Regions from separate parts of the Homo sapiens genome. Here region 2 is linked to region 1. Evidence: chromatin loops called from intact Hi-C (ENCODE). Cell type or tissue: CD4-positive, alpha-beta T cell. All regions are shown on one strand. Each heading gives the region's core, and the rest is flanking DNA. Links, peaks and the distances in the headings are about the cores only. Region 1 has its middle 21 kb from the start of SOGA3-KIAA0408. Region 2 overlaps TRMT11 (tRNA methyltransferase 11).

Evidence for each region. Hi-C counts contacts between places; a loop is a spot of excess contacts. Peaks named below come from ENCODE experiments on the same cell type or tissue, not always from the same donor. Only the 100,000 strongest peaks of a DNase experiment are listed, where the experiment ranks them.
Region 2: it touches region 1 in a loop (26-fold over the local background); 6 of 110 quality-filtered maps call a loop at or near these places.

Annotation. Positions count from the first base shown.
Region 1 is chr6:127,532,659-127,548,862 of GRCh38, forward strand. No RefSeq gene overlaps it. Among named protein-coding and RNA genes, the nearest start is that of SOGA3-KIAA0408, 21 kb to the left of the region's middle. In CD4-positive, alpha-beta T cell, for the core only: CTCF peaks have their summits at 6,838 (motif pointing left) and 7,037; no DNase peak of the experiment used is centred there.
Region 2 is chr6:125,991,196-126,005,738 of GRCh38, forward strand. It overlaps TRMT11 (tRNA methyltransferase 11), which reads left to right. Exons shown (of 13, transcript NM_001031712.3): 2 at 2,562-2,627; 3 at 4,772-4,845; 4 at 6,858-6,939; 5 at 7,028-7,120; 6 at 7,355-7,489; 7 at 8,262-8,418. Among named protein-coding and RNA genes, the nearest start is that of TRMT11, 12 kb to the left of the region's middle. In CD4-positive, alpha-beta T cell, for the core only: CTCF peaks have their summits at 4,966 (motif pointing right) and 5,168; a DNase peak (open chromatin) is centred at 4,976; H3K4me3 peaks cover 303 bases.

The sequences.
Region 1 (16,204 bases), core at 3,364-11,363:
TTATGTCCAGGTATTCCAGAATATTTGTTTCAATTATAAGCAAACTATTTTTCAGCTTAATTTTCCAATTATTTATTGCTATGTATGGAAACTAAAACTAGTTGATTTTTGTCTCTATCACAAAGCTGAATGCTTTTATAAATTCTAATTGTTATTTCATGTATCATATTAAATTTCTTTTACAAATAAAGAATATTAAAAGCCTTTTATGCTTCCTTTAGAAATGAAGAATATAAAATGGTTACAGAAATGAATAAACAGAGGAAGAAGGCAAAAAGAACTATAATGTTCACTGAATCTACCCATCAAAGTAACTAACTACATTTTATGTATTTTCAGCTACTTGATCTGTGTTTGAAGCAATTTCCTTCAGTTCAATGTTTTTTCTCTTTGCTATCTTTTTTTGGCTTTTTCTTTTTCTTTTGCATAAAAAGTACAATAAAAATGATATTTCAGTTTACATTATGATGATCTCAAATATTGCTTAAGAAACTCAAGTGTGGCTGACAAATGGAAAACATCAGCATTGTGCAATAATTTCTTTCATCATGTTTTGTCAATCTTGGCATCTTTAAAAACAAAAACTTCATGCTATGAATGTCACTGATGGCCTGAGACAATCTAAAGGATATTTTGTTTGAAATGCACACACACAATTCCTAAAGTGTGAGAAACAAAATCAGCAAAGTAACAAACTGCTGTCCGCCATTTTAGATAAGTGCCCCATTTTGACCAAAGGCATCTTGCCAGAAGACAGAACTGGCATATTAGCAGGTTTTACTGGTAAACAAAAATACTCTATTTTAGTACAATGCTTCACGATTGATAGCGTTTCCATACATGGTTATTATTATTTTTAAAATTTTCATCACCATCCAGTGCTATGTGACAAAGGCAGGGTTTAGTTGCTCTGTGTTATCGATGAGAGAGCAAATCTACTAGTCTGAGTTAACCAGGCATGGAGATGAATGAGCCACAGAGTTGGAACAAAATATAGATCTGACTGCACGTCAAGTGAAGTTTTCACTCCCACTGAAGAGGCTTAGAAAAATCAGTATTCAGTGGGAATTTAAATTAGAAATATTTTAGAAGAAATTAAAGTGTAGTTTTCACTCCCACTGAAGAGGCTAGAAAAACCAGTATTCAGTGGGAATTTAAATTAGAATTATTTTAGAAGAAATTAAAATAACGTGCAGTTCCTGATAAAAGGGATCTTTACATCACACATCTCATGATTGATTGAAATTGTACACAATATGTGGAAATAGTACCACTTCCTGGCTTAAAATCTGACAACTAAAATTAGGGAACAAGTACTTGACGGATTCTCTTGAACACTGAGTGGATTCCTATCTTGGGCTGCAAAAGATATATATTCCCAAAGAAGGAAGTTTTCTGGACTTTTGGAAAGACTCCCTACCCTCTCCCCCTTTTATGAAAGCGATTTTAAGTAATGTAAAACATTTTGTAATATTCAAGTATATGTTGTAACTTTTTCACAATATTTATTTAGCATCTATAAAGCTCAAGGGAAATTAAATATGATGAAGCTCCTGCTATCAAATTGATATTCTAGAGCATAACTAATGTATACTTCTAAGCAAACATAAACATAAGTGAAAATCAGACTAGTGCTGATAGTATGTAAGTATAGAGGAAACTTGCTGGAGAAGCATTTAGTTAGAGAAATCATCATGAAACAGTAAAATGCAAGCTGGTATTGCAGGAACTGCAGGTTTGACCTATTTATTTAATTCCCCTGGCTGACAATGACCTCTTCCCACTTTAGTTCTGGTGTTTCATTTTTTCATTTAATGCATTTTGAAAAACTGTTACATTCCAACCAGGAAACATGGATGTCACTTATTGAACTTTCAGCATATGTTACAAACTTCCTAAGAGCAGTCATTTCTTGTTCATAGTTATATCCCTACTGTATGTCTGTGGCTATTCACTAATTTTGCTCATAAAAGGTTATTTATCAAGATAATTTTGCATATTTGAATTATATTTTTATATTATTCCAGGTAAACATTATTTTTCTCACATAAATTCTTAGAAACTTGTGGAGTCACATAACATATTTTGATGTCCTTTTCAGTTTCTAATGCAGGGCTTTGCAAATTATGAGTGGCTGATAAATGTTCTTGATTGAATAAGAGTGTTGTGGGTGGGCAGATGAATTTTAGCAAAGGAAATGAGAGATGCAGAGTAAGTCCAGGAAGGAGGCCAAACTGAAACACATAGAATCTTTTTATTATGGAGTACTTGGACATCTTCTGTAGTTCTCCAATGTCAGTTAGTGAAAATGCCAACTTTCTAATTATTCAATTAAAAATCTTTGGCTCCTCTCTTTCTTCTCATATCCTACTTTGGTTATTCAGGAAATCTTGTCAGACCTATAAGCAAAATAATTCTCTAATAGAAGAGACCCTTTTGGCACCACTTTCACTGTTACCAACACAATCCAAGGGAGAATCTTATGGTGCCTGTAAGAGTCTCCCCGCTTCTAACTTTGCTCTCCTTCTCATATAAGTAAAGCTTACATGGTGACCAGAGTCATCTTTTCAAAGGTTAGTCAGATCATGATGCTCCTAGCTCAGCCTGTACAATGGCTTGGGATCTCTCCCATAGCAAACCCAAGGTATATATATATTCCTCAGGAAGCTCTCCATATTGGTATATATATTTCTCATGAAGCCCTACCAATTCTGGCTCCTGCACTCTCTCTGACCTTCTCTAGTCTTCTTTCACACTGACCTCCTTACTGTTCCTCAAATACTAGATGCACACTCATGACTCATGATTTTTGAAGCATCGTTTTCCATTTGATAAGAATTCTCTTTCCCCAAATAATTGCTTGCTTTTCACACTTCCTTATGGTCTCGTTTCAAATGTCACCTTCTCTGATTGTCAGAATATAATCTTAATTCTTTACATAAATTTCCACCCATTCAATAATCCCTACTCTTCTTACATTGCTTTATTTTTTTTCTCATAGCAGTATTCTCCACCTGATATACTGTTACTTGTCTGCTTCCTCGCCTTACAGTGGGAGCTCCATGATGGTGGAGCTTTGTTTTTTTCACTGCTGTATCCCTAAGACTCAGGATAGAGGATCTTAGTAAACACTAAAAAAGTTTTAACTTATTTGAATAAATGAATGCATGTATGGGTAAAATATAAATGCATGAATAAACAAAAAGCATTGATGGAGATTACAAATTCCAAATGGAGTTTTGTTTTGGTGTGAAAATCAGCAAGAACACACTGCAGATACCTGAGGAAGGGAATAGAGATTATCTTCAGTCAGAAAGCTAGATAAATCTAAGGAAGACAAGAAAGAGTAAAGAAGGGACTGCTATAATCCAAACTGAAATCGGGTTTACATAAATAGTTATGGAAATGAAGAAAATGTTATAATTTTCATGTGGGAGAAAATGTGAATTGGCCAGATTAACTATAGTGGGAGGATGAAAATGGTATTTCATAGACATTCCCAATACTGAGATCTTTGAGAACTGGAAAATGTGGGTCCACTCACAACAAGGAGAACTTGGAAAGTTCCGTTTGTTTGGGGAAGATGACACTGTTGTGAACGGGAGTGGGGTGGGCAGCCATGGCTTATTGATAATTTTTTCTTTAATCATTTCGAACCCACAGTATTCTTTATTGCAATGACTTAGTGAAGGGTGAATGGACACACTGTTAAAAGACTGTCCCTTTTAAGCCACGTTCTTACTTTTTATACTTCATATTTCTCCTCCACATATCAGGCAGCTGCCATTTGATCTGTATACTAGCCAGCAGAGGAGCGGCTCTGTACAGATCCAGATTAGCTTAGGGTATGTTCCTGCTGGGTCTAAAGGAGTCATAAAACCAACAAATAAATCCTGAGGTTCTCTGTGGCCCTACCCTGCTAGCTGTGTCCCCATTTTAGGATTCTGCCTTCATAAGCAGCTCATTGCCATAGTGGACTCCAAAATCCAACATCTTTCCAGAGAGAGAGAGAAAAGACAGAGAGATATAAACACTAAGAGAAAGAGATAGAGGGAGGAAGGGAGAGAGAAGACAGACAGGGAGGGGGGAGAGGAAAAGAGAGAGAAAGAGAGGGAGAAAGAAGACAGACAGATTGAGAGAGAGGTAGGAATATCTCCAAATTGGCTTATTGCTTTGAGGTTCTGTACTGGATTAGAACCCCTGGTAATTTCTGCTACGTACTTTAGTCTTGGATTTCTGAAAATTTAGGTACCTGGGAAATATATGTTAACACTATCAGTTTACTGTATTTTTAAAACATGTTTAATTAACATATTTTTATTTTTATTATTATTATTTTTTGAGACAGAGTCTCATGCCACTGCACTCCAGATGTGTTGCCCAGGCTGGAGTACAATGGCATGATCTTGGCTCAGTGTAACCTCTGCCTCCCAGGTTTAAGTGATTCTCGTGCCTCAGCCTCCCAAGTAACTGGGACCACAGGCGCATGCCACCACGCCAAGCTAATTTTTGTATTTTTAGTAGAGACAGGGTCTTGCCATGTTGGCCAGGCTGGTCTTGAACTCCTGGCCTCAAGTGATCTGCCTGCCCTAGCCTCTCAAATTGCTGGGATTACAGGTGTGAGCCACTGCACCCAGCCAACACCATCAGTTTATAAACATCAAATTAGGACCTCTATAAGTTAATAGAATAAAGTTATACCACTCACCTACCCTCAAAACTATTAAAATCCCCACTAGGAAAATGTCTGGGAGGACTGAAGTATCTAGATTTTTAGGATTGAAGTTGTGGTTTTAAATGGCAATACCTATTTTCAAAGTGCTTGAGTTTTTTGGGCAGGTGTATCTCTCTCTCTCTCTCTCTCTCTTTTTGAGAGACAGTTTTCCTCCTTGTCGCCTAGGCTAGAGTGCAGTGGTGCCATCTCGGCTCACTGCAACCTCCGCCTCCTGGGTTCAAGCGATTCTCCTGCCTCAGACTAACGAGTAGCTGGGATTATAGGCATGCGCCACCAAGCCCGGCTAATTTTTGTGTTTTTAGTAGAGACGGGGTTTCACCATGTTGGCCAGGCTGGTCTCCAACTCCTGATCTCAGGTGATCCGCCCGCCTTGGCCTCCCAAAGTGCTGGGATTACAGGCGTGAGCCACTGCACCCGGCCCGTGTATCTCTTTAAGATTCTCGCTCCTGTAATCCCAGCACTTTGGGAGGCCAAAGCATGCGGATCACCTGAGGTCAGGAGTTGGAGACTACCTGGCCAACACGGCGAAACCCCATCTCTACTAAAAATACAAAAATTAGCCGGGCGTGGTGGCGGGGGCTCTGTAATCCCAACTACTCAGGAGGCCGAGGCAGCAGAATTGCTTGCGCCCAGGAATCAGAGGCTGTAGTGAACTGAGAGCTTGCCACTGCACTCTAGCCTGGGCGACAGAGCAAGACTCTGTCTCAAAAAAAAAAAAAAAAAAAAAAAAAGATTCTAATTAGTTCTAATGAGCCAAAGCTTTGAACTTCTCCTTATTTCGTCTTCTCCCTTCTTTGCATTTTTCCTCTTTTGGTGTTAAATGTATAGCTGGGAGTTAAACTTGAAATAGACCACGTGGGTAAGGACTTAAACAGCTCCACTATTCCTCAATGGACAGAATGAGTGAGCAGCTTCTGTCAGCCCTTAGTTTACCAATGTGAATAAAACTGCTCCCATGCTGGCATTTGATACAGGAATGGGAAATTAAACTAATTTTTAAGAGCTAGAGTAGCATCTCTTTCTCACCTGGGAAAGAATTGGTAAGAATTGCATTGGTTAAAGTAACTAAGCCTAGTCAAAGTAGCTGGGGCAAAAGTGAATATTTATTGGAGAAACGCCTTCTTATCAAGTTTGATTAAAGAAGTACATGAATGTGGCTGCGCACGGTGGCTCATGCCTGTAATCCCAGCACTTTGAGAGGCCAAGGCAGGTGTCTCACCTGAGGTCAGGAGTTCAAGTCTAGCCTGGTCAACATGGTGAAACCATGTCTCTACTAAAAATACAAAAATTAGCTGGGTGTGGTGGCGTGTGGCTGTAATCCCAGCTACTCGGGAGTCTGAGGCAGGAGAATCGCTTGAGCCCAGGAGGCAGAGGTTGCAGTGAGCCGAGATTGCACCATTGCACTCCAGCCTGGGTGACAGAGTGAGACTCCAAAAAAAAAAAAAAAAGAAAGAAAGAAAAAAAGAAAAGAAAAGAAAAAGAAAGAAAGAAAGAGAAAGAAAGAAAGGCAGAAAGAAAAATAATATGAATGAATAATCAACTCCTGGAAGAATGACATCATGGCTTCCAGGAATAGCTGGAACCAGGGAATCAACATGATCAGGACTCTCTCCCACCGAACCCCCCACTCTCTACCTCAGTATACTGTCTGTGCTCCTCTCTGCTTTTCAGTTTCATTTTTTTTTTTTTTCCTACTCAAGGGCAGCTTCCTGCCCTGCTTCCTCCAGCATCTGCATTTTACATTGTGCTGCTCCCACTACCAGGGATGTACTAGCTACTCCTAAGTACAGTTTGAAAAACCCTGGGGAAAGATTCTGAGTCACTTTTTAGGTTATAGGCTTACCTTTGGTATATTCAGGCAACATCAAGAGGCTACATGGGGGATTGTGCACTACAATTCATAGATGAGGAAACTGAGGCACAGAGAGGATAAGCGACTTGTCCAAGATCACTCAGTTACTATAATATTATTTGATCAGTGTCTAGAGAAGATATTAAATATTAGTTATAATTAAATCTGTGATCATTAAAAAGCCATTTGGAAAGAGCTTGAAGCAGAGAACAGCACAATCAGGGGAATAGACTGTATTTAATGTTGTATACTACCATCTAGTGATAATCTAGAGAATTTCAGCATTATACATTAAATATGTATTTAATATTCGAAGTTTTATTTTTCTTGATGTAATCTTTACAAATGTATCATAAATTGGCAATAACTATATAACCACATATTTACATATTTTATGGGCCCAGTAAGAGAATAGCAGCCATTTAAAGGATCATTTCAATTAATGTTTTCAAAACCCACGTTTTTAAGGTGGATGTCACAATAACTTTGAAATTTAGAAAATTTGGGATAAATTATCTTGCATAAAATATTCATTTGCTCTCATTTTATGGTATGAAATGAACCAGATGTCAAGGTTTGCAACAGATAGCCTGGTATGTGAGCCTTCTTCCTAGGAGACAAATAGGTGCTCTTGAGAATGAGGCAAAACATAGTTAAATAAGTGGTCTCATTAGCCTACCATCTGGAGGGCATGCTTGCTTACTCCAGGGCCAGCCCTGAGAGCTGCTGTGCCACTTTGGTACTAGGATAGGAAATAGGGAGTCACAGGGCTCTAAGCTGGCAGTCAGCTTGGTTCTGAATCCACATGTTCACTCTGTACCCAACAAATATTTTAATACAATGTAGCCATGTTCCCCTTTCTTTTACAAATGTGTGATTTACAACAGCGGGATTCTAGCATTTATCAGGTCTACATAGCACAACATAATTTTAATGTGAGGGATTCCTGACAGGCTTATATATTAAAAAATTGAGCACTCAACCATGAATATTTTAAAGACTATATTTAGTCCAATATTATTTGATGATATTTAGTATAAACTGACATTGACTTAGAAGATATAATATTTCATAGTGTATGTGATCAATAAGCTTGTACTGGGAGCACTAGATGTGTACCAAGGTCTTTTACATATCTTTAGAAAATTCATCATATCATGACCCATATCCCTGGGAGCTGGCTAATATTTACAAATCCTCAGTTATTTGATGAAGTTTTTCAAACCTTGATATGATCAACAAGGGAAAAAGTCATGAAAAAAGAGGTAATTTGAACATATTTTCTTCCCTTGACGTAGCAATATTTCCTGGTGTGTGGAAATATTATTCTATCCGTCCTCAGGTGAGAAAGAGCTGCTACTCCAGCTTGTTAAAAAAATTAGTTTAATTTCCCCTTTCTGTATCAAATGCCACCATAGGAGCAGTTTTTAGTCACATTGTAAACTAAGGGCTGATGAGTGCAATCCGTTGAGTGGTAAGATTTAAAATCAGACATATTTTGAATATAAATCACAGTTTTACTGAGGTAAAAGGTTTTTTTAAATGGAGTCTTAAAATATAAAATGTATACGTGTAGTCATTAACATATTTTCTTTAGTATAGCCATGTGGGTGATATATTTTAAATATATCTGGAATATTTATTGAAATCATCCGGCTTCTTAGCAGTTATTTAACAATGTACCACATTAATGACAATTCTAAGAATGTTTCATTGGAATATAGAAAGCAATATTGCTCCCCTCCATCTCATTCCTTCCTTCCAGAGTAATCCGTAGGTGTCCTAGAAATCTCCTGAGATTCAGCAAGAATCAACATTCACATACACAAGGCTCAAGATCTGGGGGAGCCTGAAAGAGTGGCATTTGGTCATAGTGCCCTGATTGAGGAAAGCGTACTGGTGGGTTTTCCTGCATCCAAGCAGGATGCAGGATTCCTGGGCCTCCTGTAGGCATATTTACATGGGCTTGCATATTACAACCGAATGAACACTATTATTCACCAATTCTTCATGGCAAGACATAACTTACACTGTTCTTGGCAGTAACCAGGAACAGCTTAGCAAATTATTCAGAGATGCTAGGAGATAAATCAGCTTAAGTGTTGTTAGAGCATTATTCAAGCAGATGTACTTAAGGCAAAGGTATGTCTGCTCATCTTCGCCATACTGTAAAGGGTCCTCCACCCCCAAGATCTAATGCAGTGGAATCATCTTCCCCAGGTGAGCCTGGGAAAGCTGTGGCTGGGCTTGTTTATTTGGAAGCACAACAGCCTCCATGAAACTTCTACGTCAGGGGTAACCTATAAAAGGAGAGATGAATCTCCGATGCCCACAGGACCCTGGCCCTTAGCAGACTTGGGTTTATAATGAAAATCAGATAAAACCAGAGCAGTCTTGTTTCACAGAGCCTGTCTAGAGTAATTTAAAGAGGGGAAGTGGGGTGGAGAAGATGTGCTTTAATCCATTTTATGGATGAAATCTTTGGTTCCAGGTAGTTTTTTATCCCCTCCATGGAGGGCCATCCCAATGTGTGAACTTTTCAAATGGATGCCTTCTGATGGGGCCCCTAATACAGACAAAATCCCCCACCCTCACCCTGTGGACTTTGCATGAGAATCAACTCCAAACTGCCATGTTCTCTACATACATTTCCCACATTTTCTTCAGTCATTAGTTTCCTGCTGAAAACACACAGAACCAACACCCGCTGGAGAACTTGCTGCTATACATTTGCACACACCTATCCAAGTTTTCTGCAGGACCACAGATTTCTATTCCACTCTATTACCTCTTCTCTCTCTTTCCCCTTATTTGGCATCTGGATTCCTTTCTAAATGTGTCATTTACCAAGAAGTGAACCCACCAAACCTCTTCCTCACCTGGGGAGTGTTGCCAGTGGAGAGACAAGCCTCTTTATTAAACTGCTGTTTCCACCCCCTGAGCCTGAGATTGGGATTTTTGCAACCCTTGATGACCATGTTTCCTGTATCTACCCTTCTTTCTGAGGCTAAGTTTAAGACAAATCTTGGATTAAAAGCCAGCTTTTGGAAATACAACATAAATCACAGGAAGAGGCAGAGACAACTTTAGCTTAGTAACCCCAGGAGACATGAGAGGAAGAGGCCCTCTTAGGTCCTCACTTTCTACTCACAGCTTCACTCCTATCTCCAGAACCTTGGAGATGGATGATATCAGAACACTTCACAATCTGAAGCAGGGCACACTGAAGAGAAGAGGCATAAACCTGTGGCAGGAGCAAGAGGGATCCAGAGACATGTGAAGTTGAGAGCAGAGGAGAGAAGAGATGGTGGGCCAAGAGGGAACATTTGCTTATTGCCTACTAGTCACAGGGTAGGGGCCTACTAGTCACAGGGTAGGTAGGTAGTGGCCCTAAGGCCTTAGCTGAGAGGCCCTGGACCCCTTGATTATTTGGACATGATTCATATATGGCAGGAAAAAGTATTTCTGATATTTTAATATAGGTTAGCAGATGTGATTTAACCTAAATCATATTATTGTTTTACATATTATTCTGGCCTCCTAGTGAGTGTGATGAGGAAAGAGAGGTTCAATACTGAACTCCATTACCCTCCTTTCTACAGTAGCATAGTCCCAGGTTATATGTCTACCTCTATGAAACACCGTATCAATCACGGGCCATCAGTCTCCTCTGGGACTCATCCAGTGCATGTCATGAAGAAGAAAATTGGATAACTACATTTCCAACATGTTTTCTTCAGCCTCAATGCGTGGCCATGAGAGACCACTACTAACATTTACCAGTCCTTTCCTAGCCCTGATCGCCACAAAGCCAGAGCTTTGGGGGACATAAATATCTGAGAAATAAGTGAAGAGAAACACATTTTCAGAGATTCCTGAACAACCCAAATTTCTACTTGTGTCTTTTATATTCTGGTTTCTTCTGACAACTGACATACTAGAATCTGCACAACATTGTGAAACAGCCAGTATCATTAGTTACCTACATAGTATATTCCACTAATCTGTTTTGTATGGTCTCAGGTCCAAGTATTTTTGGGCTGATTATAGCAGTACCATATTTGTTCCAAAGCTAAGAAACATGTATCTGGAGGCCTGTAGTAGAATTCCCTGGAAATATTTCATCTGCTAAGGTCACCTGCAGAACACCAGGTTTCATCATTTACTCTGAATGGGAAGGGTCCCAACATTAAGGACATCCAATAAATTCTAGATTTCGGTGGGTTCAGCACGGAACTCCATTACCCTCCTTTCTACAGTGCATAGTCCCAGGTTATATGTCTACCTCTATGCAACACCGTATCAATCACATGCCATCAGTCTCCTCTGGGACTCATCCAGTGCATATCATGAAGAAGAAAATTGGATAACTACATTTCCAACACGTTTTCTTCAGCCTCAATGCGTGGCCATGAGAGACCACTACTAACATTTACCTATCCCTATCCCATTTTCCCACCTTCACTTCATATATATATATATATACACACATATATATACACACATATATATACACATATATATACATATATACACATATATATACACATATATATACACATATATATATACACATATATATACACATATATATACACATATATATATACACATATATATACACATATATATACACATATATATACACACATATATATACACACACACATATATATATATATATATATTTTTTTTTTTTTTGGCTGAGCAAGGTGGCTCACGCCTGTAATCCTAGCACTTTAGGAGGCCGAGGAGGGCGGATCACCTGCAGTCAGGAGTTCGAGACCAGCCTGGCCAACGTAGTGAAACCTCGTCTCCACTAAAAATACAAAAATTAGCCAGGCATGGTGGCACATGCCTGTAGTCTCAGCTACTCGGGAGGCTGAGGCAGGAGAATTGCTTGAACCCAGGAGGCAGAGGTTGCAGTGAGTTGAGATCGTCTCAAACCAAAACCAAACCAAAACAAAACAAAAAACAAATAATTTTTTTAATGAAAAAGAATCTTCTTTACAAATTAATTATTGGTTTCTGCATTTGGTTACATAACTGGATAGTTTTCTCCCAATTTGGGATTGTTCATCAATATTTTTTTCTAGCATTTTTATATTTACATGTTTTCATTAACTCATTAACATGGATTTTTCTTTTCTTTATAAAAACCTTTCAATTTTTTCTATGATGTAGAATATATTTCTCTGAGGTAGTGGTCTATCTTGATGTTTAGTCACTTAGCCCAATGCATTATTCGAAAGTCAAACTGATTTAAAATTATACTTCTATCATATACCAAATTATTTCAAATGCTTGGGTCAATTTCTTGTCTTTTTTTCTTCTTCTGTGTATCTGCTTGTTTTTAAACTATTGACAAATGTCTTGTTTACTTTTTTAGTTTCTTTCCTTTCTTTTTTTGTTTGTTTGTTTAGGGAGACAGGCTCTCACTCTGCCACTCAGGCTGGAATGCAGTGGCATGATTATAGTTCACTGCAGTCTCAAACTCCTGGTCTCAAGTGATCCTCCTGCCTTGGCCTCGCAAGTAGCTGGGATTGCAGGCATGAGCCACCACACCTGATTCCTCTTTCTTTATTTTTCTCAGATATAGAAAAGTCTTTAATTTTCTATTTTTTTCCAGAAACACTTTGCGTTTCTAAATTCTCTCATAGGCACTGACAGTTCTTTATTTGATTATCTTGGATTTTCTAAATAAATAATCTTATTGCTTGTAAATAATAATAAATTTGCCTTTCTTTTTTTTTTTTTTTTTTAATGGAGTCTCACTCTGTCGCCAGGCTGGAGTGCAGTGGCATGATCTTGGCTCACTGCAGTCTCTGCCTCCCGGGTTCAAGCAATTCTCCTGCCTCAGTCTCCTGAATAGCTGGGACTATAGCGCGCACCGCCATGCCCGGCTAATTTTCTTGTATTTTTAGTAGAGATGGGGTTTCACCATGTTGGCCAGGATGGTCTCAATCTCCTGACCTTGTGATCCACCTGCCTTGGCCTCCCAAAGTGCTGGCATTACAGGCGTGAGCCACCATGCCTGACTGACTCTTTTTTCATAATTATACTCTACTGATTTCCTTTCTCCTTCCATTCTTCCCTCCCCACCCTTCCTTCTATCCCTGTTTCTTTTTTTCTCTTTCTCTCTGTCTCTCTCTTTCTCTAGGTTAAAGCTTTCTAAACAATGCTGAAAAAGAGTAGGTAATGGTGCAGTGTCATTTATATCACATTCTTCATGACTGTAATGGAAATAGTGGGGTTTGTCTTTGCTTTTGTTTTTCAATCAAACATAGTTGTTGCTATTGGATTGATTACTAATATACTATTTGGGCCGAGTGCAGGATAGGAGGAGAGCCTGTGAACAAGCCTCCATGCACTTTCATAAGATAGGTGTAAGGTAAGATTGAGAATTCCCTTTCCCCTTCTCACCCATCATCCCCTTCTTTAGGCTAGGCTTGCCTGTATTTCTTGCCAAGCAGAACTTCACTGGGTTTTCAGATCTTTCTGAAAGCTGTCCTTTGGCTTTCCAGGTGGGCTAATAAACTGCTGGGTGGTTTGCCATTCACTAAGTTTAATCTCATCAGTATCATGTCTTCCAGAAATTGCTTGAAGTCACTCTTCTCTGATTTCCCTTAACTTTTTGGTAGTTCTTTTGAATTTCAATGAGAACTAAGTAAAAAAAAAAAAAAAAAATCAGCTCAGCCAACCAACTTGAAATAGTTCCTTTAAAAATTATCATTTCTAATTCTCAAGTGTTAAAATATAAATGAATCCTCCCTTAAGTAATAATGACAGATGGAAATACTATATTAAAAACTCAGCTCCTATCACATATCTGCAATGGTAACTCACTTAAAAATGTTATCCTGCATTGGATTAAGTGGTTTCAAAATGAAAATATGAATATAAATAAACTGCTCTTTTACAAAAGAACTGAAAACTAGCAAGTATACTGAAAAAGTGCTTCTTATTCAAATTAATCTATGAATTATTTTCCTTTTTTGATATTGAAAAAGAACCTTGCTAAGAAACAATGTTTAATTTTGTATCAACACTGAATACTAATTAGGAAAAAAAAGCACCCTTATTATTCTCTCTGAATAACAAGTATTTTTCCAGTTGGATCACTGTACGTTTGCGCATGTTAATGACTTATTTTTCAAAGATTTACCACTCTGATGTATGTTTTGCAGTAGTAGATTTCCTCGTGTCCTCCACAGTGAAATATCTTCATTGTTTGAATCACATTTTTGGCAGGATGGTGTTCTTTTACATTTTGGGGGTATCATAGGAGCCTGAGAGAGGAGGGAGACAAATCTTATCTATAAAGCTTATTCATGAATTTTTGTTTTGGCGTGGGAAATTTGCCCCTGTGTGTAACAAGGGCATTTAACAAAATCTGTAATGCTTTTTTGAAATAAATTAGTTTCTTACGGCAAAGCTGTAAGAAGCTCTTTTTTCAGTTGTTAACATGTTTTTAGACTAAGTTCCAAATTCAAAACGAATATGAATGCCGCCTTCAATCTACACCACTGCACCTCATCTTTGTTCTTTTTTCTTCCTTTCCCAGACACCTATATTCTCATTTTATTTCTTCAGCGGACATCAATTAGCACTTTGGTCCCTAACCCAGATCGGTTTTGTCAGCACCTCATGTTTGGAGTTTTTCTTATTTGCATCGTTTGATTCAACTCGTCCTCTGATTTCCCTGACCCACTTCCCTGATTACCAAAGTAAAAGCTGGCTGATCTGTCAGACCAATTCTAAATCTGTCCATAGTCTTTTTCTCTATGCTATACTCTCACATCAACTCATTATTATGACTCAGTGTTAAAGATATGATAGTATGAAGGGTTACATTATTTTTCAGGAACTGGATACTTGGTTTAACATGACTCTGCCCTGGACAGCCTGGCCAATTACCCTGACTCCCCTACTTTCAATCATACTGAAGATGTTATATAAGTAACGTGTTATTAAATATATTTTTAATGTCTGCAAATGCCATTCTTCTATAGCTGTCAAATTCAAGAAAGTTATCTCAGAATTCTGCAAAGCCTCAGAACAGATAGTCTTCAATGACACACACTGTGGATGCTAAGATTTACCAACCCAGTAACTTCTTGGGCTGACTGAAATTTTTTTCAAGAAGGCAGCTGTGCACCTCCTGCTGGTGGGTTGGTGGCCTCACTGGTGCAGTCACTCCACTAGTGGAAAGGCCCACGTGTTCCTTAGAACTGTTTCTTCTTCTATATGGCCAGAACAATCCTCTGCTCACCCTCCTGATGTACACTGATGAAGCTATTTATTTATTTATTTATATTTTTTAAGACTGGACTGTGGCAGAGGGTAGGGGGCTGGCTTTGCTGTGTTGCCCAGCCTGGACTCAAACTCCTGGGCTGAGGTGATCCTCCGGTCTTAGCCTTCTGAGTACCTGGGACTATAGATGTGCGCCCCAGCACCTGGCTGATGCAGTCTTTTACATATAGGGCACTACCCTTGCAAATAAAAGTGCCAGATAAAAGAACTGTACAATCTACATTCTAGGTCTGGTTCTATTCCTGATCCAATATGTGATTCTGGGTAAATCATTGTCTCTAGGCTGGACCTCAGTATTCTAGGAAGTAAAATGAGTGTTTTGGATTATATGATATTTAGTGACATCTCCTGTCCTAAAATTTAAAACTGTCATTCATCTCAAGGTTACCTTTCTGTTTGTCTATGACTTGCTGTCCTGGCCCATTGGCTGTTGAGAGGAGTAATGAAGCAATTGGGGTATCTGAAACTCAAGGTTTCTAGGAAATTAAGTCCTGGCCCAAGTATGCATTTTATTTTTCTCCATGTAACTTATCCCCACCTAGTGATTAAAAGTTAAAATAGCAACTCATACTTGGAGAGAAAAGGGATTTTATTTATCACACCCAAATGATGTTTTCTTGGGGAAATGATACACGGTATATATATGTAGGCCATGTTTTTTAACATCAGGTTCAAGATGATGGCTGACAATCCTCCTGTATCCACCCTGCATGATAATTACAAGGGCTGGAGTTACCAGAAAGGCAGAAAAAGAATTTTTAAAAGGTTGTTTCTAGAAGCTGCTTTGAAGACCTTTATGCCTCAAATGACTAAGAATTTTTTGTGTGCCTTGGTTTTTTACAGTTACTTTGAGTAATGAGATTTGAAGGCAACTAATCCCTGACAAAATCAGAGACAGCATGAGAGAATAAGAGTCATCTGTTTAAAGTTGACACACAGGCAGGGCAAAGTTTATTTATTCATTTTTAAATCCTGGAAGGTGTATGCAGAAGGGAACTATAATATCCGATTGTCTGGAACACACCCCATTTGAACAGCTGAGTGGAGTTTCTGTTTTTTGCCACTTCTTCTCATTTGTTCAGGCTGCCCCTGTGGACCACTGAACAAGTAGGCTAGTTATAGAGCTGCTGGGAAGTTCAGGAGCCTAGGTGAAATTTTGGAAAAAGGCAGTGGCATAAAATAAGGTCCCAGGGAACAGATGTACTACTCAGAATTCTGAAGCTCAAAACACTTTGTTATAATAGTTGTTCTTAGGCTTTTTATTATGGATGAGGATAAAAGAGTGGAGTAAGAATCTTTGCTAT
Region 2 (14,543 bases), core at 1,481-9,480, 1.5 Mb before region 1:
AGATCACACCATCGCACTCCAGCCCGGGTGACAGTGTGAGACTCCATCTCAAAAAAAAAAAAAAAATTTTTTTTGGAGACTGTTCTCTCTCTGTTTTCCAGGCTACAGTGCAGTGGCGTGACCGTGGCTCACTGCAGCCTCAAAGACCCAAGTTAAGCCATCCTCCCACCTTAGCTTCCTGAGTAGCTGGGACTACAGGTGCACCACTATGTCTGGCTAATTTTTTTATTTTTATTTTTGTGGAGCCGGGTGTTAATCAGAGGCTGAGTGTTGGTGTGAGGGGGCGGGAGGGGGTCTTGGGAGCTCTCACTGTGTTGCCAGGGTTGGTCTCAGACTCCCGGTCTCAAGTTATCTCTTTGCCTCGGCCTCCCAAAGTGCTGGGATTGCAGGTGGAGCCGCCATACCTGGCTGCTTAAAATATTAAAATCAGTGATATAGAATCTCTTCTGGGAAAGGCAATGCAAAGGACAGTCTATCCTTTTGGGCCCAGCTACTGCATTAGAACTGATAAGCAAGGAAGCTATAATGAATGGCTGCCTTTATGAATTAAAATGAGAGATCAGGAATATAAGTGTGGTCCAGTTTTACCTCTGATAGAGTTAATCAGGGCTAAGTATAGTTGGCAGCTACTTAATGTAGTACTTATTGTACTAAATAGTGTTTACTAAAGTTCAAACTCCTGGGTTTTATTGCTTGTCCTGAAGCAACCTTTTAAATGGATGAAAAAGCAAGTAGCTGAAATAATAGAAAAGCTCATGGAATTAACGCATCACACATGCCCCAGATCATGCTACATTTTTATATCCAATGTTCAATATAAATTATTTTTTATTCCTAATATAGAAAGAGTCTCAACTGGAAAGTTGAATTTGCCATAAGATTAATGAACATTTTGTGTTTTGCTTTTTCCAAGTAGATTGATGAAGTGGTTTAAACATGTTTTGCTTTTCAATTTGAAACTTGGGTTATCATATTTATTCTCAGTTTTAGGTGGCTGCTTAAGCTTTGGGTAGTAGAGATAATGCTATGCCATAAAACTTTAATCTTTCACTTTTTTTCCCCACCTAACTCTTAGGATCTTTGTGTTTTAGCTTGTTGCAGCTTTTTAACAGTATATTCCAGGAGCAGCAAACTTTGGTGTTTTAACTTGGTTATAGTTGGATGTTTTAAATGTAAAACTGACTTTACAATATGCTTTAATATAGAACAAACAACAATCATGCAAGATGAAGTAATTTAATCTATAACTTTATTTTTTTTCTTTTAAGTGCTATAACTCTATCAGTCTTGGTTGACTTCTTGAGCCACTGGACTTCTAGGACAGTTATCAGGGTCCTCATCATTTTGATTCCCTTAATAACCACCTAGGTTCTATGCTTCTCTCTTTATAGTTCACCTAACCTGATGAGGTAGCTATGATTCCTGTTTCACATTTGAGGGAACTAAAAGTTGGAGGATTTAAGATTCTTGTATAAAGCCACATCGCTAGTATTTGGAAGAGCTGAAAATCAGATTATGGTCTATTTAATTTCTAAGTCTCATGATGTCTCCTATTCAGATTTGTGTTTTCCTTGCTGCAAAATAACCTTTGGGCTGCCTTCACTGATTTATCAGTAGTCTGTGATAGTTCTTGGTCGATCCATCTGATTGGACTGAATTCAGCCCCTTCTAACACTGAATTTTAAAAAATGATTTGTTGCATAGACAAAATAGAAATGGCACTAGTAGCTTGAACTTCTCATTCTTCTTGGTCTTGGAGTGGGGGACTTCCTGGTCTGGGTATAGTTTCCCTTTTGATGGCGGTGGGCTTGGTGTTAAAGGCTCTTCCTTCTGGTTGGGAGGAAAGGGGATAGTAGGTAGCCAGCAGTGGAACACTTACCTCTCATTAGGTTCCATCCTCCATGAGACCTATATGGAAGAGTGTGATTCTACCTGTTTTATGTGATTTAAGGAGATAACTTGTTAGTCATACAAATTATAAAATTTGTATAATTATTTGGGTTTATCAGTACAAAGTGATTGCTTCAAAGAATATAAACACTCTCTGGACAGATTTCAACTTTGCATGAATGATGCTTTTAAAGTATCTATTATGTTAGTTCTGTTTCTAGTTCTGTAACTTTACACAGAAAGAAGATGAGATAGTTATTTGTGCTTAATGAATACATAGTGGTATGCCCTGGCTGATTATTTTTTTCTTTTCCAAACATCTTCAAATCATGTGTCTGATTTTCATTTTAACTTTATTCATCAATCGTCAGTCTTACTAATCTGCACTTTGTGTAACCTGTTTTTTTCCTTTCCAAAATCAGGGAATTTTTTGATCAAGTGTTTGCTAACTCTTCTGTTGTCGAAAATTTCTCAGAAATTACTTACCTGTGGTTTTTATTATTAGATTATTTCTGAACCCTAAATTGTAATTGTCTGATGTTGAAGCTTAAATGCCTCAGTTAGATCTTCAGCCTACTCTTATTTTTTAGTCATGTAATACCTGTCTCCCTTAGTACATTTTTAGTTCCTTTTTGTTAAAATGTATTTTCTCTGTAATATTTTCAATACAGGAAATAAAGTCTTTGCTTTTGCTTTTTGGAGGTCAGTTTGCCAGCAGTCAAGAAACTTATGGAAAGGTAAGTTAAATTTTCATTAGACCATATGGAGTATACTTAGAAATAGAGCCTTGGGTTTGAAGAGAAGAAGTGCATATCTTAAATTTATATTTGTATGGTTACTTGTATCTGTTTCAAGAGGCAGTGGAATAAAGTGGATATTTTTGGAAAATTTGTGGTTTTGTTAAGTAATTTAGATTTATTTCTAGTATTTTATTTGTTTTACATTTTTAGTCAACAGTTGTGTCATAATTTGTCCTTTCACCTAAAAAAGGGCTGTGCTCCATTGGTGAGCTGTGTTTAGAATTTGAATTTAGAATTTGGCAGAATGTTGGGCTCGTGTTGAGAATCATTTTAAAATTTGAAATTGTGCATTGTATAAGACTGAATTTATGAGCTTTGTATTTTGCATAAAACTATATCAGTGTTTGACAGAAGTTTGGAAAATAGAAAAAATAATTTGCAGTTCCTTCTTGACGTGACTTATAATTTGGGGATGCTGCCTTCCAGTCTTTTTTTTTTTCGTGTACTTTTTTTTCCCTATTGTAATTCTACTTCTGTAGTCTGTGTTTCTCACCTGATAGTGTCAATATAGGCCTAAGTTGTTACTTGGCCTTTATCTCTAACATAGCTACATAATATTTTTCATTGACTAGCTCTACCATAATTAACCATTTCATTTTATTCAGGTTGCTTTAAAAATTTTCTCAATAAAAGTAATACTAAGATGAAAATATTTTTTCTTGTTTGGATTATTTTGAATTTTTCTGTTGGGTAGGGTAAATATTGGAAGAAAAAAAACGGGGTATATACCCAAAGTAATATAAGTCATTCTATTATAAAGATACATGCATGCATATGTTCATTGCAGCACTATTCACAATAGCAAAGCATAGAATCAACCTAAATGCCATCAGTGATAGACTGGATAATGAAAATGTACATATACACCATGGAAGCCATAAAAAGGAACGAGATCATGCATACTGTGCAGCCATAAAAAGGAATGAGATCATGTCCTTTGCAGGGGCATGGATAGAGTTGGAAGCCATTATCCTCAGCAAACTAATGCAGGAACAGAAAACCAAACACCACGTGTTCTCACTTATAAGTGGGAGCTGAATAATAAGAACATATGGACATGTCCAGGGAAACAACACACACTGGAGCCTGTTGGGGGTGGTGGAGTCTGGTGAAGGAGAGCATCAGGAAGAATAGCTAATGGATGCTGGGCTTAATACCTAGGCGATGGGTTGATCTGAGCAGCAAACCACCATGGCACACGTTTACCTATGCAACAAACCTGCACATCCTGCACAGGTATCCCTGAACTTAAAAGTTGAAGAAAAAAGAAAAAAGCTAGGTGTGACAGGAAGGATTTCTTGCAAAAGATGAAAGAGCTAAAGTTGAAAGTCCTGTAGTGTTGGACTTTTATTCCTGAATGACTTTCACTTATTGAGGGGAGGAGGAAAGGAAGGAGAGTGCGGATATAATTGGCTAAGGGTGATGAAATGAGGTCAGGATCCTTTTGGATTTTGCTGTGTTCTGGCAAGAGGTTATCTGGCTGCAGCTTACCAGTGCCTGTAATCTTGGGTGTTGGGATAGAGGATTGGGAAAACACCCCTGATGCACTTGGAGCTTTTTTCCCCTAGATAAAATATAAAATAGTAAAAGCTAATGAGAATTTAATAATGTACCTCATGATTTTCTATCATAGTTGTTTCAAAGGGCCCCTCCTTCACCCTCAGATGGCCACACCTACCTAGAAAAAGGTCTCATGTAGCAACTAAGAAATACATTACTTAGAAATTAAAAATGAAATAGCTGTATTATAAGGGATGATTAGCCATGATGAATTTCAAGATTATACTTTGGGATATAATATGCATTAATTCCTTTCGTAAAGCTACATAAAAGGGCAGATACAAAATTAATGTTTCATTTGAGGATATATTCGTTTATAGGGTCATTATAAAAATGTTTTTACTATATTATTCTAATTTACTTTTTTACTATTGGAACGATTTTTATTTTGGTTACAGTCAGATCAGATATTCTTACATGAAAGTAGCAAATAGGCACTTCTCCTTATTGACTTCTTGAATAAAAGCATATGAGGCCATGTAGCCACTTAGAATTAAGTTGCATATTGTTATTTCTTTTAGTCACCATTTTGGATTCTTAGCATTCCCTCTGAAGATATTGCAAGAAATTTGATGAAACGGACAGTGTGTGCCAAGTAAGAGAAACTTATGTTCTCCTGCATGAATATACTGGTACTTCTCATAACCACTCAATCCTGTTTTTTGCTATATTGGGCAGTGTGAAGGCTCAGTTTAGCTTGCAGTTACATACAACTGCCACTGGGTGGCGGTGGGGGACCAGAGGAGGGTTACCTGCCGAAACCAAGGATGAAAGAATCTCTGGGGAAATGTCGACACATTTGTTTTAGAATAATTTTTTAAAACTTCCGTATTATGCGGGAGTATAGTATGAGATATAAACACTATGTTCTTACGCAGGATAGATGCCACATATAATTATAACCAAAGTGCTGAAAATCCAAAAATACTTTTTTCATAGATGGTTTTTAATTGGATGAGCAGATTAGTGAAGTGTAAGGTAACAAAAAGTGAGGACTGCCGTGAGACATGTTTTACTGTTTCAGTTGGTAGAGAAAATAATTATGAGTACCAAATCTTGGTGTGAATTAATGTAATGATGCTGTTCATTGTTTATCCTCAGTGTTTCTAGACTTTATCATTGGCATCCACTTTTTTTTTCTTTTCTTTCATTTCTTTTTTCTTTATACTGTTGGAAAATTTTCTGTCATCAGATTTGAAAATTAAACTGTATTTTTAACTAGCATCTTAAATATCAAACAGCTTGTGTTATCTTTAAGCTGCTTTTTCTTCCTGAACATTTTGGCAGATTGCTGAAAACTTTCTGTAGAAATTATATTTGCTAATGCAATGCAAATAAGAATTTACATATATCTAGTTTTATTAACATGGTTAGCGATGTTTTATATCATCATATGTAATTGTTGTATTACGGAATTGGACACAACCCAATATTTAGTTAACTTCATCCTATTGAGAACTACCTGCAGCCTTTAATCTTTTACAGTGAAGGTCGTTAACAGGCCTTATTATGAAATAAAAATGACTAGAAAACAGAAACATAACTTTTAAAAAACTCTTTTTGAATAATTGCTTGTTAGGTTTAAAATAGCCACTGGAGTACTAAGAACTTGTATGCTTCTTTCATAACTCTTCTAATTCATATATTTGATTAATGGCACAATTAACAGTTGTATAATATAATTTTTAATTGCTTTTTATTATCTATATATTTTGTGTAGCTGAGGTATACCTTAAGTGATAGCTAAGTGAGATTAATATTATTGTAGAAGCCTTTTCTCTGTAAATTCAATAGAAAAGGAAGAAATCATTTGCAAAGGAAAAAAATTACAATTTAACTGTATCAGAATGAAGATAGACTTTTATAAAAGCATAGATTCAAAACCAACTTAAATTCAAATTTTTCTGTGTTAGAAGGGATTGAAAGTTAATTTATTATTAACATGAAATATTTTGAGCATGCGACAAAAAGGTGAAAAATATAACAAGTACCTAGGAATATGCCTTATTAGACCTCAACATTTTGGGTAAGTTAGTTACTAAAATTGTGTGTGTGTGTCCATACGTGCGCACGCACATGCATGACAGAGTATCACTCTGTTGTCCATGCTGGAGTGCGGTGACATGATCTTGGCTCATTTTAGTCTCAAGTTCCAGGGCTCAGGTGATCCTCCCACCTCAGCCTCCCAAGTAGCTGGGGCTATGGGTGTGTGCCACCATGCCTGGCTGATTTTTTGCCTTTTTTGTAGAGACAAGGTTTTACTATGTTGCCCAGGCTGGTCTTGAACTCCTGGGCTCCAGTGATCCACCCACCTCGGCCTCCCAAGATGCTGGGATTACAGGCGTTAACCACTGTGCCTGGCCAGCTAATTGTTAATAACATTTTTATTTGGTCATTAGTCTTTTTGTATTATGGAGAAGACATTGGGAATAATTGGCTTTTCTGCAGCTTTTTACCCATTTATCTAAAATAACCGATTCATTTATACTTTGCAAAACATAGGCAATAATCAGTGGAGTGTGCATAAAGAACTAGTAAAATGACTGTATGTATTCCTGTGTGAACTAAGTTCTTTACTGAGGTTAGTACCAATCATTTATTTCCTAGGTCTATATTTGAACTATGGGGTCATGGACAATCTCCTGAGGAGCTGTACAGTTCTCTTAAAAACTACCCTGTGGAGAAGATGGTGCGTAGTAAAATGTGGTTTTATATAGGCATGCGTGCAGATTCTGTAGAATTAAAATACTCAAAAAACTGATTTCCTTTTATTTTAGGTTCCATTTCTACATTCGGACTCTACATATAAAATAAAGATTCACACTTTTAATAAGACATTGACACAAGAAGAGAAAATCAAGCGAATAGATGTAAGTAAATTTAGCAAAACAAAAAACCTACATGATGAATGCAGTCTGGCCATTGTTGATATATAGGAATACCTAATGTCTGTGAAGTGTTTATTTTGTACCACATTTTGTGCTAAGTGCTTTTCATGTTTTATTTAATGTTGACTCCAGGCTTACAAGGTAATGTTATTAGATAAGCGCCATTTTTCATTGTAAATTATTATAAGACATCAGCATTTCTTTTGTTTCTTTTAGGCACTTGAATTTCTGCCATTTGAAGGAAAAGTGAATTTAAAGAAACCGCAACATGTATTTTCTGTTTTGGAGGATTATGGTTTAGACCCAAACTGCATCCCTGAGAATCCACATAATATTTATTTTGGTAGATGGGTGAGCAAGTTTTCTTTCTACCTATGTCAGTTTGTTTTTTTGAAAGCTACTTATTAGGCCTTTTGTTGACTCCTATGTAGAACTTTAAAGCAGCTGAAGAGTCAGAACTACTGAATGGATTAAAATTGGTGAAGAGTATGTGATTATGTTTTGTTTTGTGTTTTCCCAGAGATTCTTAAATGAAGTGCAAGAGGCTTGTTAGATATAGGGAGGAGTTGGTATACCTGGAAATGTTGAAACAAGACTTACCAGAACATCTGGACTGTTTTTTTTTTTTTTGTTTGTTTCTTTTTTTTTATAAAGCAGAGAAAACACAGAGTGCTGTGGTAGTTGAGGAATCTCATTTGTGGAGATTCCCAATCTGGGCCTTCCATTCCAAAAGAAATGGAATTACTGTAAAGCAGTTCTGCCGACTTCTCTGAGGCTTTAAATGGGTGATTGGAAGCTGTGAGTGGAAGTTGTGACTTATGTTAGAGATTATTGTTATGTAGGAGAACAAAGAAATGGGCATACCTTAACACCTACCTCTGGAGTAATTGCATTCAAATGCAGTTCATACTTGTTTTGAAAAGAAAAAGTAAATGGAATGACATTAAGCAATAAAAGGCTTTGTTCATAACTACCTCAATTACATTATTTTAAATAAATAAGTTTAGAGCAGTAATAAGTGGAAAGAAGTTCTTATCAGCAAAATACAATGGTCTTATTGTGAGTGATTATCTTAAGTCTATTCTGTATGGCTATACTAACATAAGAAATATCTCTGATTTAGATTGCAGATGGACAGAGAGAGCTTATTGAGTCATACAGTGTCAAAAAGAGACACTTTATTGGAAATACAAGTATGGATGCTGGTTTGTCATTCATTATGGCTAACCATGGAAAAGTGAAAGAAAATGATATTGTCTTTGATCCATTTGTTGGAACAGGTATTTTTATTTAACTTTTAAGCTAGTGTAGAGATGTTGCTTATTTATATTAATGAAGGTCATGGTAATATTTTTGCTAAAAGAGTAAATGGATAATCTTTTAATTGTGTTTGGATAGTGGCCAACAGACAACCACATACTTGTGTAATAGCTAGTATTTAACACTTATGCCACTTCAAAGATGATGCTGATAGAATTGTATGGGTTTTATTCCAGATAAACCACTAGGAGGGAGCATCCATCTAATTTTTTTGTAGCAGAAAAACTTGCAATACCATACATTGTAGAAATGTTGTAAAGCTGTATAGTTTATTTAAATAGGAAAACTCTTGGTGAAAGAAAGACTTGGATGACAAGATCAAAAAAATGTATTCATCCAGTTTAAATGTACTCATACAGTTTAAATTCATAACTGTATATGTGGATGGAGAAAATAGTTAATATATCCTATCTTTGAGTTGGTTTATGGAGGTTTATAAGTAAGTGTGAAATAAGAAAAGTGTCAAAGTATCAATGGGCTAGATAGCCTGGTCACTGTGGCAGTGACCTTGGTTTTTTGTGCATATGATTGGGATAATTTTTTATGGAAGTCCTAAAACTCCATCTGACTCTGTGCAGACTTTTTCCTACTTCCACTCAATTTTGCTGGATCTTGCCCATACCCAGCAAATACTTGTATTTAAATTTGTTTGACCAAGCTCATTGTGGCTCATTTTGTGGTTGGAGCCTGTCCCTGTAGCCATCTTTCCCCTTGGGCAGTGATGATGCAGAGCTAACGTTTATTGAATAGTAAATGTATCAGGTACTATGCTATGCATTCTGATGCTACTATCTAGTTTAATTCTTACAACAACTAACATGGAGATACTTTAAAAATTTGCTTGAGGAAATTATGGCAGAGAGAAAGGTGCAGTGACTTGGCCAAGGTTATACAGTATATTGGTTTCATAGGATTCAAACTCAAGCAGTCCAACTCCAGAGCTCATGCCCTTAACTTTGAGCTGCCTCTCTCTGCATTGGGATCTGCCAACCAGCTATTACACCATGTACTAACTTAAGGAATATGACCACATATGCTTAGGAAGAAGTAGTATCAAGGTCAATAAATTTCTAATTGATGGAATAACTTTCTCTGTTTATTGTTGAGTTAATTCACTGGTGAGTCTTTCTTCTCTGCCAGTTTCTCCATATCACCTACCCTCAGCATACTCTATATTCTTTTCTTCCCCACTCTCATTATCCTAAGTAACTCACCCCAAATTTTAAACTTTTTATTGGAAATAATATCAAACTTTCAGAAAAGCTACAAGAATAAAAGTAGGACAAAGAACATGCATGTATCCTTAACTTAGCTGTTGTTAACATTTGGCCTCATTTGTTTTATCATTTGTTCTATTTGTTTCTATTTACATAATCTTTTCTTTCCTGCATCATTTGAAAGTTGTATCCATCACATCCCTTTACCCTTCAAGTAATTATTTCTCAAGAATGAGGATATATTCTTCTACATAACCACAGTACTGTTTTCAGTGTTAATAGATGTATTAATACAGTACTTTGATATTCATATTTCAGTCTTGCCAGTTTACCCAGTAATATTAATATTTTTGACAGCATCCTTTTCCCTTTCCTGGCTAGGATCAGGTATTATATTTTGTTGTTAATATTTCTTTGATGTCTTTGATTTGGAACACAGCCAAAGTCTTTTTTTCTTTTATGAAATTTGCACTTTTCAAGATGCTATTTCTCTTCCCTTTATTTTTTATCTAATTTTTTCCTCATTTTGGGTTGTTTGATGTCTCCTCAAGATTAGGATTAGGTTATACATTCCCAGCTGGACCACTACATCAGTGACTTTTGTGGCCTTCTCAGGGGTGTGTACATGATGGCCTTCTGCCCTGCATTGGTATTGGTAATTTTTGATCATCTGGTCTAGGTTGTGTTTGATTTTTTTCTGTTCATAATCATAAACAGTACAATTACTGGTGGTTTTATTTTATTTTATTTTTTTTCTTGCTATTAAGCAATCTGTGGAGAGACACATTAAGGCCATGTAGTATTCTATTCCTTATCCAGTCTCCTCTCACCACTCAGGTCGTCAGGTTTAGTAGCCATTGATAATTCTTTCCTGAACCAGTTTTTACTTTGATGGTTTCAAAGGGATGATTTTCCAACTCCAGTGCTCCCTCCACAGTTACAAGTCGACATTCATTATTCTACTGTAAGCAAAAGCCCTTTCCTCTCTTCCATGTATTTGTTTTTCTATTTGTTATTAATATGAACTAATGGGTTCTCCTTTTTAACCCCGATGGTCTATAATTCATTATATTTCTTAATTTTCTTAATTACTTTTGTTCCTCAAATTGTGATTTGCCCAGTGAGAGCTCTTTCACATTGAATCTGTCTTTGTGACATGTTCCTATCCTTTTTTCTTTGGAGTACTTCCTTACTTTCTCTTCTATTTGTTCAAGCTCTGGTATCAGTCATTTTTCCAAGGAATTTTTGTTTCTTTTAGCAGGGAAATGAAATCTGGATTATAGATCCTTTCAGTGGACAAACTAGAAAATATATATGCATATATACACAATATGCATGTAAGTGCATGTGCAAATATACATGTATTTATTCTTATATACTGTGCGTATGCACATACACATGCATATACGTATTTTAGACACTGTGAATTTGCACATATACTATAAATTGCAGTCAATCCTTACAGATTTCCTTTTGACTACCCTATTCTATGTTTATGTGTACCTTCTTCCACAGTGAGAACCCTGATTCCTAGCTACATCAACACATTTACTCTTTTCCTCATTCCTATATCTGAAATGGTTTCACAGTTGTTTTGCTTATGCCACTTAAAAATATCCTGTGAATAAGAGTTCAGGATGTGTTTTCAGTTCTTCACCCTAAGGGGCAGTAAAGTCAAATACTGTGCCTGCTTTTTCCCTTTTCATTTAAAATTCATTTGGGTTCATTTGTTCCAGTTTGCCCTCTGTTTTAGGTTTTTATCTCCTATCCCCCACTCCTTATTGATTTACTTTTATTTTCAAATATGTATAAGATGAACTTGCTTCCAAAAGTCAGAACTACACAAGAAGTGGTACTCAAAGAGATGTCACTTTACCTTTATAACGCTTCCAGCCTGTTCTCCCACCTATCCTAGGTGACTAACTTCATTGTTTTCTAGTTGATTCTTCCTGTTTCTTTTTGTAATGATAATACATTTTCTGATTCATAATGGAATATATACATTTTCTTATTTTCGCTACTTTCTTACACAAAAGGTATCATACTGTGTGTGTTGGTTTTAACTTTGCTTTTTTCACTTAATGGTATTTCCTGGAAATCACTTCCTGTCAGTTCATGGAGCTTATCTTTATTCTGTTTTAGTTTTGCTTCATGAGTGTATGTACCGTAATTTATTCAAACAATCTCCTATAGTTGGACATCGGTAGTTTTCAGTATTTTACAGTTACAAATAATGCTTGAAATGACTAACCTTATGAATATATACCTTTGTAATGTTGGAGATGTAGCTCTAGGGCAAGCTTATCCAACCCGCAGCCCATGGACCACATGTGGCCCAGATGGCTTTGAATGTGGCCTGATACAAACTTGTAAAGTTTCTTAAAACGTTATGAGAATTTTTGCAATTTTTTTTAGCTCACCAGCTATCATTAGTGTTAGTGTATTTTATGTACAGCCCAAGACAATTCTTCTTCGAATGTGGCCCAGGAAAGCCAAAAGATTGGACCCCTCTGTCCTAGGGTAAATTCTTACAAGTAGGATTTCTGGGTTGAAGAGTGTATGCATATGCAGTTTCATTAGATACTGCCAAATTTGTCTCCATTATACTATTTTGGATTCCTACCAACAGTTGTAGGAGAGTCCCTGTTTTTCCACAGTCTCACCAGCAGAGTATATTTCAGGCTTTTGAAGTTTTGCTTGTTCTGTTGGGTGAAAAATGATATCTCAATGTAGTGTTAATTTGTATGTCTATGGTTACGAATGAAGTATCACAATTTTTTATATTTTAAGGGCCATTATGACTTTCTTTGATTTGTCTTTTTTTGTCTTTTGCCCATTTTTTGATAGCATTTTTGGTCTCTTTCCCTGATTTTTCAAGGTCCTTTGTAAGCTTGAGATACAACCTCCTCACACTCCCCTTATTTTTCTGTGATGTATGCTGCAGTATTTTCCCTTAGCTTGTCATTTATCTTTTGACTTTGCTACTAATTGATTTTTGCCATGCAAAAGTTTTCCCCACACTCAAGTTATAGAGGAATTCATTTGTGTTTTCTTCTAGTGCTTTTGTAGTTTTACATTTTTTCTTTTTAGATCTCTGGTTCATTTGGAGATTATTCTCCAGTATGATGTGAAGAATGGATTTAATTTACCTTTTTCCAAATGCTAAAGCTTTTATTCTTAATCTTGTTCTTGGACTTTAAAAACTTTTTTTGTCAATTGAGAATAATTCTTTTAGATATATACATGTAGAAAATGATTAATATATATACATACACATAGACTAGACCACAGAGTTAAAAAATATGGTTGCCAGTATGGGTAATATTTTTTTGTTGAGTAGATGAGGCTAGATTTTGAAATTATCTTCACAGCTGTCAATATATGGACCATTTATAGTGTGTTGAGGGGCAAGGAGACCTGCTTCTGTTTGCTTTAGGGCAGCTCCTCACAGTGGGTAGTATATTTGGAACGTCTGACTGTTCATATAGTACAATTAATAGAAAATGAGAGGAGGATCTTTGCAAAGGTGCTGCTGAAATATATTTTCGTAATTTGTGTTTGTAGTTTAAGTATAGCTTTAGGACATCAGTCAATTTTTGGTGCTTTTGTTTTGAAACATAATAACCAATAATTGTGAATAGACACAGGTCTTAAGCACAGTTTGTCCTCTCTTGGGCCTTTTGCCTCATCGATGGGTGGTACCTTCTGAAGGACTGGAGAAATACGTAGCTCTGTGTCCTTCTCCATGGCCATAGTTTTCACAAAACATTTGTTGATATTTTTCTTTTGGTTGCCTTTTAAATAGTTTTTTAAAAAAAATTCATGTGTCTAATCCCCTTTTTATTTTAAAGGTACAAAATTGAAATGTATGTAGTTTCCCAAATGTATTGCTCACTTACTACTCATGGTTCGTGATTTTTCTCAGGGATATAGAGTAGGGTAGAAAGCTTCTGGGAGACTGAAAGGAGAAAAATAATCTTTTCATGCCTAAATACTTTTCCTTTTTTCCTTTAGACTGTTTGCTACTGTTGTTTAGAATGACATTATGAGCGGCAGAAACACACTTTTCTTTCAATTTTAACAAATACATTGGTTTTCATTTTAGTAAAAATTCTTTTTTTAAAGTGTGTGTCTCCACTTTCCCAAAGGGGAAGAGACATAGCATTGTGTCATCTCTTAGTTGTTAGGAAGTGCTACTATTCTCATGTGAGTTTGGCTAAAGGAATGATCATCATGAATTTATTGAATACCTATTAATGGCACAGCCCTGTCTGTGATACAGTACAAGACTTGTGAATGGCATATATAACACTCTTATTAACAGAGTGTGTAGCTTTACTTAATTTAATGTAATTTGTTTAGTAGCATATTTTGCTTTTGTTTATCTAATTGGTGAGTGAATATGTATTTACTTCAATTGGTGCTAATCCCAAAGGAGGTAGTATGATATAAAGAAAAGAATAAATAGAGCAAAGTTTAAATCTTTTTACCAATTAGTATGTGACTTTGGGCAAGATTCTTAACTTGTCTGGGTTTCACGTCTATCATTTGTAAAATGGTAATACTAATATATTGTGAGGATTAAGTGAGGCAATATGTGTATATCATATTTCTAGGAAGTTGCCTGACACGTGGTAGACATTTAGTGAACTGTAATGGTTATCATTATTACTTTTTGATTATTATTTTGATGATATTTTAGATGCCTTTTTGGTGAAAGATGTTAGATGTAGCTAATATTAAATGGTGATGATAAAGAATTTGACCATAAACTCATTTTCTAGTACTCTTTTTGGCTAATTTCCAAGATATTAGTAATTTGCAACTGTTGGCAGGTTATAGCAGCAGGCAAGGGAATTGAAATATAA